Regions from separate parts of the Homo sapiens genome. Here all the other regions are linked to region 2. Evidence: chromatin contacts called from ENCODE Hi-C or POLR2A ChIA-PET data. All regions are on one chromosome and are shown on one strand. The core of a region is the stretch at or near the end of the contact, and the rest is flanking DNA. Distances in the headings are between cores, read along the strand shown. Region 1 holds the start of CNOT4 (CCR4-NOT transcription complex subunit 4). Region 2 holds the start of EXOC4 (exocyst complex component 4). Region 3 holds the start of MTPN (myotrophin).

Region 1 (3,692 bases), core at 335-2,834, 2.3 Mb after region 2:
GCATACATAACTAATGGATTTTCAAGACAAGACAATTTATTCTGATAACTATCATCCTAGAAATGTCAAGAGAACTTCCCAAATCCAAAAATAAGAAGAAAATCTGATATTAACTGGAGAGGAAATTTCCACTCAAATCATAAATAAAATGTCATCAATTAAGCTGAACATCAATAAAACTCAGTCAAAAATCAAGCCTCAATACAGAACCCACACATAACCCACATGTAATCAAAATATCACTTATATTTGCTAGCGGAGTTCACAGATGAATTCTGTATGTGCGCCAGATTTATCTTATTTTGTAATGCTGGGGTTAATATTTATTGGTATAAATCAGGGCCCACACTAAGTGTCCTGGGGAGAGGCAATCCAAAGAACGCTTAGTAGCATGATAAAACCGGTCCAAAACGAAAAAAAAGAAAAAAAGCCAAGTCCTAACACAACAGAGCGAATAAGCGACAAATAGATCACAGAAAGCAAAACGAAAACGGTCCTCTCCGGAGTAGCCTGAATAAAAGATCTTCACTCATAACGTTTAATAGTATCCTACCTCACTTCATTCACTTCCCAACTTCCTTTTACTTTTCAAGGGCCACCACGGGGCTTCCCTTTTTCTGGAAGTGTATATTGAAAGGATCTGTACAGGAAAGAGGGAAGGAACGGACAATTCTCAAGAAGGCTGAGAAACAGGTGGGTTAGCAGGAGGAGCATAATCTAGATACTTAAGGGGCAGCTTTAAGATGACAGATGTGGTGGAAGGAAAGACTGCAAATCGGAAGCAGCTCTAGTGTGGCAGATACACTGTGGGCTGATTGCAAGCACCAGAGGGGGGCAAAGGCTAACTCCAGAGTGGTAGCAGTGGAGCAAAAAAACAAGCAGCAGGACGAGTGGGCAATGAGCAGTGGGATTAATGAGCAGCAGCAGCCAACACGGATCAGAGTGGAAGTGATGGCTTTGGTCTTGGGAGACGGGGGCCAGAGGGAAAGGACGTCAGACAGGGAACAGGGGATTGGGGAAACAAGGAGGGCTGAGACCTAAGAATCCTGCCCCGGTGAAAATGCAGGGGGAAAAGCTGGAGACCAAAAGCCGCCTCGGCTCCCCAATTAAAGAAATTCTCGAAGGAGAGTCGCTGCTTGCCGCCGCGCTGCCTTCTGACCCGCTCCCTTTTCCTTATGGTAACTGCTGTGGCGTAAAGGGGAGAGGGAGGAAGAGGAGGAGGAGGAAGAAGACCAAGGAGGAGGAGGGTGAAGATGAGGCGGGGGGTGGGGAGAAAGGGGGGTGCGGCCTGTACAGTCCCAGCGAAGCCTCCGCTCTCTCGTAGCCGGTCAGCCCCGGGTTTCCCCTAAGCCCAGCCCCGCATAGACTCACCCGCCTGCCTTGCCTCGCTTTTCCCTCAGCCGACTCCACGGGCTGCCGCGTCCTCACAAGAAACCACCGAACGAGCGTCGGGGAAAAAACTCTTCAGAACCGGGCCTGATTGCTTCAGCGAGTCCGACCTTTACGGCTGAGAGAGAGACTCTCAGCTTTCGGTGGGTTCCACAGCCAGACGGGCCACCATCTTACATTAGGGTAAGACTCCTCCGGCCTCCCGTGCGCAGGCGCACGCTGATCCGGCCAGGAGGGGCGGGGGAGGGGCGGGAGGAGCGGCGGGCGGCTGAGTGGGAGGTTGCGGTGGCCGCTCCCGCAGCACCCTGGGAGTTGAAGTCCTCGGAGGGTAACCTCCCAGGGGCACGCCGGGAGTTGAAGTCCTCTCTCAGAGGGCGGAGGGGATCGCCCACCTCACGTGGCTGCTGGACTGATGCCTTTCTTCGTGTTTTGCTTCCTTCTCTGCACGCGTGTGCTGCTTCAATGTCATTTGGTCGGCGGTTTTCACTAGTGATTCCGTGTCCTCGGTGTTTGCGGAAATGTGCTACCCCAAGACTGGGGCGAGGCTAAACAGTTTTTCGGGGAGCCCGGAATGTTTATTCTCTGCCCCGCCCACCAGGGATATCTAAAGGGGGCGGGGTGGAGGTGGAGGCAGGTTGTGGGTACGAAGAGCGCGGGATTTGATCCAGGGTGAGAATTTGATACAGACTTGGCGTCTGTTTGCGAACAAGGAGGAAACAGGCGCCTGTTTAATTCATTTCCCTGTCCTTGCGCATTTGGGGCCACCACCCTTGATCCCTTCTTCACTGTAAAATCACCAGTGAAGACATACACTAAATTGTTCTGTGCAGATTACCCAAGAGAACGGAACACCCGTGCACTTACAATAACGTGCTTCTGTTGGTGTGAATTTGAGAATTTGCGGACCTCGGTGCAAATTAGTGTTAGTTCGGTGTCCAGCCAGCACAGCTGTGTGCAAGTTTACAAACTACACACATCGGCACATCCCCAAGAACAATAAATGCAGCCACAATCCCTACGAGCACTGAGGAATCATCAGTCACAAAAGTCAGTCAATGTACTGGTCGCCCCGTTTGCATCCCAGAACTCTGGTGGAAGTGGCGCTCGAAGCAGTAACTTTTGCTTATTGCATGTATTCTTCACCCACTCATACAGCAAATACTCAATGAGCTCCTCCTAGCTGCCGGGTACTCTTCTATATATTGAGAATACAATGGTGAGCAAAATAGAAAAAATTCCCTGTCCCTATTCTAGTGATGTGTTGGGATGAGGAAGAGGAGAGAAGAGGCATTATTTTAAAAATACGTGATTAAAATGCATAGTATGTCATAACCGATTTTAAAAACTTAAAGCAGGGAAGGGGAGTAGGGAAAGAGGTTGCAGTTTTAAATTTACGAACTTAATTTCATAATAAGCCCTCAATTCATTGTTTTTTCTTTTTTTTTTTTTTTGAGACGGAGTCTAGCTCTGTCACCCAGGCTGGAGTGCAGTGGCGCGATCTCGGCTCACTGCGACCTCCGCCTGCCGGATTCAAGTGATTCTCCTGCCTCAGCCTCCCGAGTAGCTGGGATTACAGGCACGTGCCACCACGCCAGGCTAATTTTTATATTTTTAGTAGAGACAGGGTTTCACCATGTTGGTCAGCCTGGTCTCGAACTCCTGACCTCAGGTAATCTGCCTGCCTCGGCCTCCCAAAGTACTGGGATTACAGACGTGAGCCAGGGCACCCGGCCTCATTCTTTTGGTACATTGGTTTTCTGTGTTTCAGTTTCCTCACTATAAACCTAGAGACAACAGTTACTTGGGTAAAAATTAAAATATGTAGTGAAGTCACATTTTACCCAAAGTTTGAAATTATAGAATCATGAAATGATTACCTAGCAAGGAAACTTGGGAAATTATTTGGATTTCCCTTTAGGTAATTAAATGCCTAAACATTCAATATGGTTGACATTTTTATTTAAAAATGTGTTTATTGTTCTTGTATATATTACTGATTCTATAGTAGTATATAAACAAAGTAATGAAAAGAACAAAATAAAAAGAAGCCTTCCCATTATGAAAGATTAGAATCATCACAGTAAAAACTGGAAGGGATCTTAAGCATCACCTAATCCAGTGGCAACCTTATCTTACCCAACATTCCTTTTTTTAATAAATGTTTTTATAATATGCTCTTTGTTAGCCTAAAATGAAATTCATAGGTATATAAACTACCTATATACATGATTTCATCTGAAATCAAAATGATGTGCTATTTATAATATAAATGATATGAAGAAAATATTTTATAATAAAATTGT
Region 2 (3,472 bases), core at 759-3,258:
ATGTCCTACATTCTTTTTTTTTTTTTTTTTTTTTTTTGAGACAGAGTCTTGCTCTGTCGCCCAGGCTGGAGTGCAGTGGCGCGATCTCGACTCACTGCAAGCTCCACCTCCCGGGTTCACGCCATTCTCCTGACTCAGGCTCCCGAGTAGCTGGGACTACAGGCGCCCGCCAACACGCCCGGCTAATTTTTTGTATTTTTTTTTAGTAGATACAGGGTTTCACCGTGTTAGCCAGGATGGTCTTGATCTCCTGACCTCGTGATCCGCCCGCCTCGGCCTCCCAAAGTGCTGGGATTACAGGCATGAGCCACCCGGCGCCCGGCCTGTCCTGCATTCTTAACCACTAGGCCCAACTGCCTCTCCCTTTCTCTATGAATTATTTAATTTTATAGCCCAGTTTTTGTACTTATACCATAAAAATCTTTTTTTTTTTTTTTTTTTTGAGACAGAGTTTCCCTCTGTTGCCCAGGCTGGCGTGCAGTGTGCAGTGGAACGATCTTGGCTCACTGCAGCCTCCGCCTTCTAGGTTCAAGCAATTCTCATGCCTCAGCCTCCCAAGCAGCTGGGATTACAGGCACACACCACCACGGTCCGGCTAACTTTTGCATTTTTAGTAGAGACGGAGTTTCACCATGTTGGCCAGGCTTGTCTTAAACTCCTGGCCTCAAGTGGTCTGCTCGGCTCTGCCTCTCAAAAAGTGTTGGGATTACAGGTGTGAGCCATCACACTTGGCCCAAAAATCTTATTTTCTTTAAAAGCCATTAAAATTATGATTTCCAGAAGCTATATGTTATTTCCTCATTTGAATGTTACATAATTTATTTAATTCTTCTGTGTTATTTAAAAAATGTCAATACTCTATATTTCTTTAGGAACAAAGTCCCTAGAACTGGAATTATTGGGCCAAAGGTTATGAATACTTTTAAGTTATCGTGTGTGTGTGTGTGTGTGTGTTATCTTCAACTAATTTTTAAAAATGTGAACTTCTACCAGCTCGATGTCTATTTAATAAAAGTAATTGATGTGTTCTGAGCTTGCTGCTCACAACTCCATGACCTCTGAGTTAGTTTGCTTTCTATTCCTTTAAGTTCTTCAATCTTTATTGCTACTGAGCAGGCCACCTCCTTCCTTACTTTTAAATTATTATTATTCTTGTTCCTCAGTCTAACCACTTTCCACGCACATTCTGGTCTTTTTTGTTTTGTTTTGTTCATTTGGTCTTATGAATTAATGACTAAGCCAACGGAACCAAATGCAGGAAATACTAAAAACTTACCGGTAAAAGTATTAACACAAATGTGCATTACTACTAAGTATTTCATTTAGCTTGAAAAAAAAAAAAAAGGAATCTGCAGTGTGGTCTGTTTGTTTTTAGCTTATACTGTCTTTTCTTCATCAATATTCATTTATTCCTGTACGTGTGGTTTTAGAACTATCTGGAAATATAGGAACATTGGGAAAAATTGAACTCCACATAAACCTAATGTAGAAACATTAGTTTTACAGAATACTAAAGAAAAGCATTTCTGCTTATATTCATTTTCGTATTTTATTGGATTTTTTAAAAAATCACTTGCACTTAAGGCAAAAACTTCGCACATAGACATCCGGCAGAGAACCCCTCTTTCATTTAAATACAAACCCTAACACATTTTGGCATCATCAGATAAATTTGATTTAAAGCCTGACAAAATTCTAAAAGCAAGGAAACTGAAAAAAGCTGGAAGTCAGAATAAAGATAAATGAAGACACTCATTACAAGACTTAGGAAGTTGCAGCTGGTTTAGCTTTCCTGCGCGCCCAGGAGACGGAGAAGGAAAACTACGACTCCCAGAGTGCTTAGAGAGAACACGCGCGTCGTGGCCTCAAAACTTGCTCCCTTAGTCCCGCCTCCTCACTTCAGTGATTGGATTTTCCACTTCCGCGCCTCTGGAATTCTCTTCACCCATTGGTGGAGACTCCTGCGGGGTCAAATACAGAATTTACGCACCCTTGGCTTCCTTGGAGCCTAGCGGCTCTCCCCGCGTCCAAGATGGCGGCAGAAGCAGCTGGTGGGAAATACAGAAGCACAGTCAGCAAAAGCAAAGACCCCTCGGGGCTGCTCATCTCTGTGATCAGGTGAGGGAGGCAGGAGGCAGGGTCTGGGGACTGGGGGCAGCGGCTCGACCTCCGCTTTGGAAGGGAGAAGGGTTAGCTGGGTCCCACCCTGCTCTCCCCTTTCCTCCTTGCCTCCCGCAGCCCCTCCCCAGGGCTCTAACCCCTCCCCAGGGCCCCAGCAATTCCCCCTCCACCTTTTTTTTCTGGGGTTAGCTATAGAGAGAGGAGCCCCGCCTCAGTCTTTTCTTTAGGGGCAGCACCTTCTATTACAGTCTCGGGACCCCAAAGCACGCTATTTGGGTTTGGTAGAGAAAACCAGGTGTAAAGGTGTGTTTATTGATTCCTAAAATGCTTGTTTATTGTTTGCCTGTAGCAGCACTCACTGAGAAAGGCGTCTTGTTTCCTGGACTTTGGGGTGTAAGGCCTTGGAGTCCGGAGATTCCTGTCACGAGTTGCAGATTTGTGTTTTCACACTCTGGATACTTTCAACCACCTGTGCGTGGCCACAGCCACAAATACAAGAATCTGCAGTGAGCTGGTAGGAGGACTGGGTTTGAAGGCACACATCGGTTTTCAATTTTTTGCCCTGCCTCCGCATTCTGGTCCATTCCTTAAAAAACAGAACCAAACCAATTTCAAATTATCCTCCATGCACTGCCCCTCTGCACCTCCCAGAAGATTAGGGTGGGGGTGGAGTGGGAGCGGTGGATCTTTTAGGAGCTTTTTTTTAAAAAAGCGAAATATATTGAGGATGGGGGAACCCTTTCAAGAATCTTGGATATGATGCAGGTACTGACTAAAACCAATCTAAATAAAATTTATTATGGCACGTTTTTTACGTTGTTGGCATTTGAATTTCAACTCGTTTATTTTTCATAAACAAACACTCTATTTTTCCCCACCTATACTAAACTTTTGTTTGAGTTCTTGCAAGTTTTCTGGAATGTATTGATCATCTTTTCAAAACCCAGGGCCCAACATTATCTGGTAGGTACTAAGCACTTCAATGAATGCATGTATCAAACCATTAGAACAGCTTACCACTCACTGACAAAGACACATCTTATGGGTCTTATTTAGGAGGCTTTAAGATTATGGCCTATTAAATCATTACTTTAATTTTCTTTTGGGCTTAAGAGAAAAACATCTCTGTGTGGAAATGCTTAATATACTTGGTAGGCCATACAGAGGAAGTGCTGTTGTATTGTGAATCTATAGGCCCACATTCTCGCTGTGACAATACGCAGGTAGTGTAGATGTATCTCATGATACTAAAATTCCAATAAGAATGTTTGTTGTTTCCCATCTGAATTTCCTGTGGAATTAGAATACCAGGACATTATTTGGATCCTTTTTTGAACTTGTTTGTTTTTTC
Region 3 (3,608 bases), core at 660-3,159, 2.7 Mb after region 2:
CAGTAATCTGTAAAATGGGACCAATAATAGGACTTACTTCCCAGTATTCACAAGGATGACATAAAATAATGTGTCAGGAAAACACTAAATACATTGTGTTATTTTGGTAGCTGTAAGTTCAGTTAGTACTTAATCAACTTTTTGTATTTCAAGTATATCAAACAACCTAGGTTCCACCATGACAGGAAAACAAAAGCCCACTTACTTCCAGAGTATTGCAGTGTCCCACCACTGGTAAGTGTACCAAATAATTTCTACCTTTTAGCTTTATATTGAAATAGCCAATAAGTCAAGTTTCAGTTGGCTACCAGCTGAGAAGGCAGTGACGAGAAGACAGCCTGTCCTAAAACTCCACTGCAAAAAACTAAGCAGGTAAGCAGCATCCAAAAAGTCTAAATTGTAATGGCATTAAATAAAGTAAAAACCTTCAGCAGTTTGCCTTGCACAATCCTGTAAGTTTTAAGAAACTGCTTCGCTTACTTGCTTCCTAACACAGCCTCTGAAGCAAAAACCCAGGTCAGGTCCTATTCTTTGAAGAGTTAAAATCTAGACTGGGTTCTCACACTTTTAGAAGGTGAGCAAGATGCCATCCGTGGTTGTCATAAAATTATACTTGTTTTGGAAGATTCATTTTAGATTATCACTAAATTAAAATCACATGTTAAGTTCTCTCATAATTACAAAGGCACAGTTTCAGGATGGAAAGACAGGCTAGCTTGGAATTTTAAGTTTCCCACTCTGCCACAATGTCGATTCAGTTTTATATTTGGGGCTGAGGTTTGAGTTTGTCTTTCTTCATCATGATTTTACCCCCCAAATACACTGCCACTAAACTGCATTGCTATTTACTACACATGTAAGCATTTCAGGTGAAATCAGGGAGAAGAATGGAATAACTGAAGTTAACATGCTTGTTTAAAAACTATTCAGATACCTTAAACATTCCCAGATGCCAGTTGACAACCTTACCACTTGAAGCAAATATGTATTTGTTGTGGTGGGGGAAAGGAAAAAGGCCACACCCAAAGTTAAGACACCACAGTGAAGTGATACTCAGTTTCAGAATTTTAACTATTTCTATTTTCGGTACTCTTTTCACGGTCAATGAATTCTTCAACTTCACACCAGGCCGAGAGTTAAAAAACATGTTCCTCTGATCCTAATTACTTAGGTTACTTCATTTAGTAATGGGTAAGTCCAAGATGGAGAATTACCTCATTCAAAGAAAGGTTTAAGTAACTTTGGTGTAGAAGAGGGCCAAACTCAAATGATCAGTGCGCAGAAGAAACTCTGGATGAGCCAGACACCACTCCTCCCCTCCCCCAAGAGGCCAGGAAGTCAGGTAGCGCCTAACTGTATTAACGCAGCAGTTACCTGACACAGAACGCTACCAAGTTACCTGGACCCTTCTTTCAGTTTAGCTCCTCCCTAGACGCCCCTCTCTCCTTGGTGCCGCCTCCACCCAGGAAGTCTCTCCTCCCGCCCACCCCCATCCCCGCAGTCCAGCTCCCATCAGCTTCCTCAGCCTCATCTCCAGCCCACCTCCGTGTTCTCGCCTACTCTTCTCATCCCCGCTTACCTTGGCCACATAGTCTTTCACCTCATCCAAGTCTCCGTTTTTCAGGGCCCACATGAACTCCTTGTCGCACATCACTGCAGCGGGGCAGGCCGGTTGGCCGGGCAGAAGATGAGGAGGCGGTGGCAGCAGCAAGCGGATGCCGCCGGGCGAGAGGGAGGCAGGGCCGCGCGAAGCCGGAGAGGAGAAGAAGAGAAGGAGGGTTAGGCTGCCAGGCGGGCGAGGCAGTTGGCCGCGGCGACCGTTCGGGCGGGAGAAAGAAAGTTCTTTTGCGGCCACCGGGCCCAGCAGAGAGGTTCCGCCTGGCCGAGGAGAGGCAGGAACCTTTACACTTCCGGTTCACTCCCCGCTAGGACCCTCCCCCAACTTCCTCTTCCTCTTCTCCTCCGCGGAACGCCTCTCTCTGGGTCCGCGGCGCGAACGCCACTAGTGCGCATGCGCAATGTACAGGCTGCCGGGAAGGCTAGAGTGGAGGGTAGGAGCCGGCGACAAGTGGGCGGGACTGGGAGGCAGAATGAAGGAGGCCCGGGGGAGGTCAAGACAGCGAATGGAGGAAGAGTGAGAGTACTTTCGATGGGATTAGGACGCTTCTGCACCACCATTAATGGGAAAAACTTTACTTTTTAAAAAACATAATCTTGGAGGGCATCTTGCTCAGCTTCTAAAAATGTATAGGAAGAGTGTTTAATTTGAATTCCTTCTTCCTTGCCTTTTCCCCTTCCCTCCCTCCTTTTCACCCCTCCCTCTCTCCGTCATCCAGTCTGACTGGGCTAAAAACGATGGAATAACGCTATTCCTGCCCTCCAGGAAATCTTCAACACTAAAACTACAATGTAAATTGAGTGTGTTAACACTATGTATAATGTTCCCTGGAGCAAAAAACTTAAGTGTGTGGCAGGAAAAAAAAAATTAACTCATCTTCCTGACCAGCAAATGACGTCCAGGCATTCAGTTTGATGCCGTAAAGTGGAGCAAACCAAACTGTCTAGTACAATTTGCGTTTTTTAAATTTACTGTTTGTTTTTAATGGTTTGAAACTTCAGGACTGTTCTGGTGAAGTCAGTTCTGTTCTTCCTAGGGTTTAGTTGTAATGCCATAGTGCATAGCTACCACTTGAATTGTTCCTCACAACCCTAATGATCCAGGCATGCGCACATGAACATAGATCCAATAAAAGCTCTTATTGGAGCTAGAAATATACGTATAATATATATACATATATAACTATTACTATATATAAAACTCATATATATAATCTATTATTTGTAACCCACTAAACACATTAACTAAGCTACTTTACCACCATTGCCGTACAGTGTAGGGGTTCCAAACAGACTCTGGAGCCAAATTGTTTAGTTTGCGATACAGGTCCCACTTCTTGCTAATTTTGTGTCTTCTTGGGCAAGTTACTGAACCCCCTTCTGCTTCAGTTTTCCACTTGTGTAAAATGGGGATGTCAATAGTGTTTGGAAATGTATTTTTTTTTTTTTTGCTATCATTTAGAGTAGAATAGCAAATGGGTTTCAAATCAGAAGAAATCCCTCCAAATATTAACATCTACCTAGATTGTCATTTGTTAATTTTACTCCCTGATAATTAGAAATACAAATCCACATACCCAATAGTGATACGATTTCTGGAAACAAATCTCAAGGGGGAATTTGTTAGGCAAGTCCTAGAATCTCCATCTCTTCTCCAACACACTCCCACCTGTGTGATTTCTGAGTTACATCATGCTGAGAGCTCTTGATTTATATCTTTGGCCGGGTGCAGTGGCTCATGCCTGTAATCCTAGCACCTTGGGAGGACAAGGCTGGAAGATCGCTTGAAGCCAGGAGTTGGAGACCAGCCAGGGCAACAAAATGAGACACCATCTCTACAAAACACAAAGATTAAAAAAATTAGTTGGGTACAGTGGCGGACTTCTGCCTTCCCAGCTACTTGGGAAGCTGAGGCAGGAGGATTACTTGAGCCCTGGAGTTTGAGGCCACAGTAAGCTATGATGGCACCACTGCATTCCAGCCTGGGTGAC

What was found. A loop is a pair of places that touch in the nucleus more often than their neighbours do. ChIA-PET counts read pairs that join two places held with the same protein, here RNA polymerase II (POLR2A). Pooled maps may share reads with other maps.
Region 1: a loop to region 2 is called in a map of CD8-positive, alpha-beta T cell, with 32 times the contacts of the local background. The contact joins the promoter of CNOT4 here to the promoter of EXOC4 in region 2. A Hi-C loop is called at or near these places in 3 of 168 maps with a recorded cell type or tissue (CD4-positive, alpha-beta memory T cell, CD8-positive, alpha-beta T cell and naive thymus-derived CD4-positive, alpha-beta T cell) and 10 of 50 pooled maps.
Region 3: a map of CD8-positive, alpha-beta T cell shows a loop between it and region 2 (20-fold over the local background). The contact joins the promoter of MTPN here to the promoter of EXOC4 in region 2. A Hi-C loop is called at or near these places in 4 of 168 maps with a recorded cell type or tissue (CD4-positive, alpha-beta T cell, CD8-positive, alpha-beta T cell and naive thymus-derived CD4-positive, alpha-beta T cell) and 10 of 50 pooled maps. POLR2A ChIA-PET finds 5 or more read pairs at or near these places in 1 of 52 experiments (T-cell).

Annotation. Positions count from the first base shown.
Region 1 is chr7:135,508,518-135,512,209 of GRCh38, forward strand. CNOT4 (CCR4-NOT transcription complex subunit 4) reads right to left here and starts at 1,585. Exons shown (of 12, transcript NM_001190850.2): 1 at 1,372-1,585. RefSeq lists enhancers at 655-1,560, 1,331-1,530, 1,561-2,465, 1,841-1,960, 2,111-2,280 and a silencer at 1,531-1,770.
Region 2 is chr7:133,251,070-133,254,541 of GRCh38, forward strand. EXOC4 (exocyst complex component 4) reads left to right here and starts at 2,009. Exons shown (of 18, transcript NM_021807.4): 1 at 2,009-2,118. The coding sequence starts at 2,033. RefSeq lists enhancers at 1,776-1,825, 2,036-2,095.
Region 3 is chr7:135,975,450-135,979,057 of GRCh38, forward strand. It overlaps MTPN (myotrophin), which reads right to left and starts at 1,910. Exons shown (of 4, transcript NM_145808.4): 1 at 1,580-1,910. The coding sequence starts at 1,651.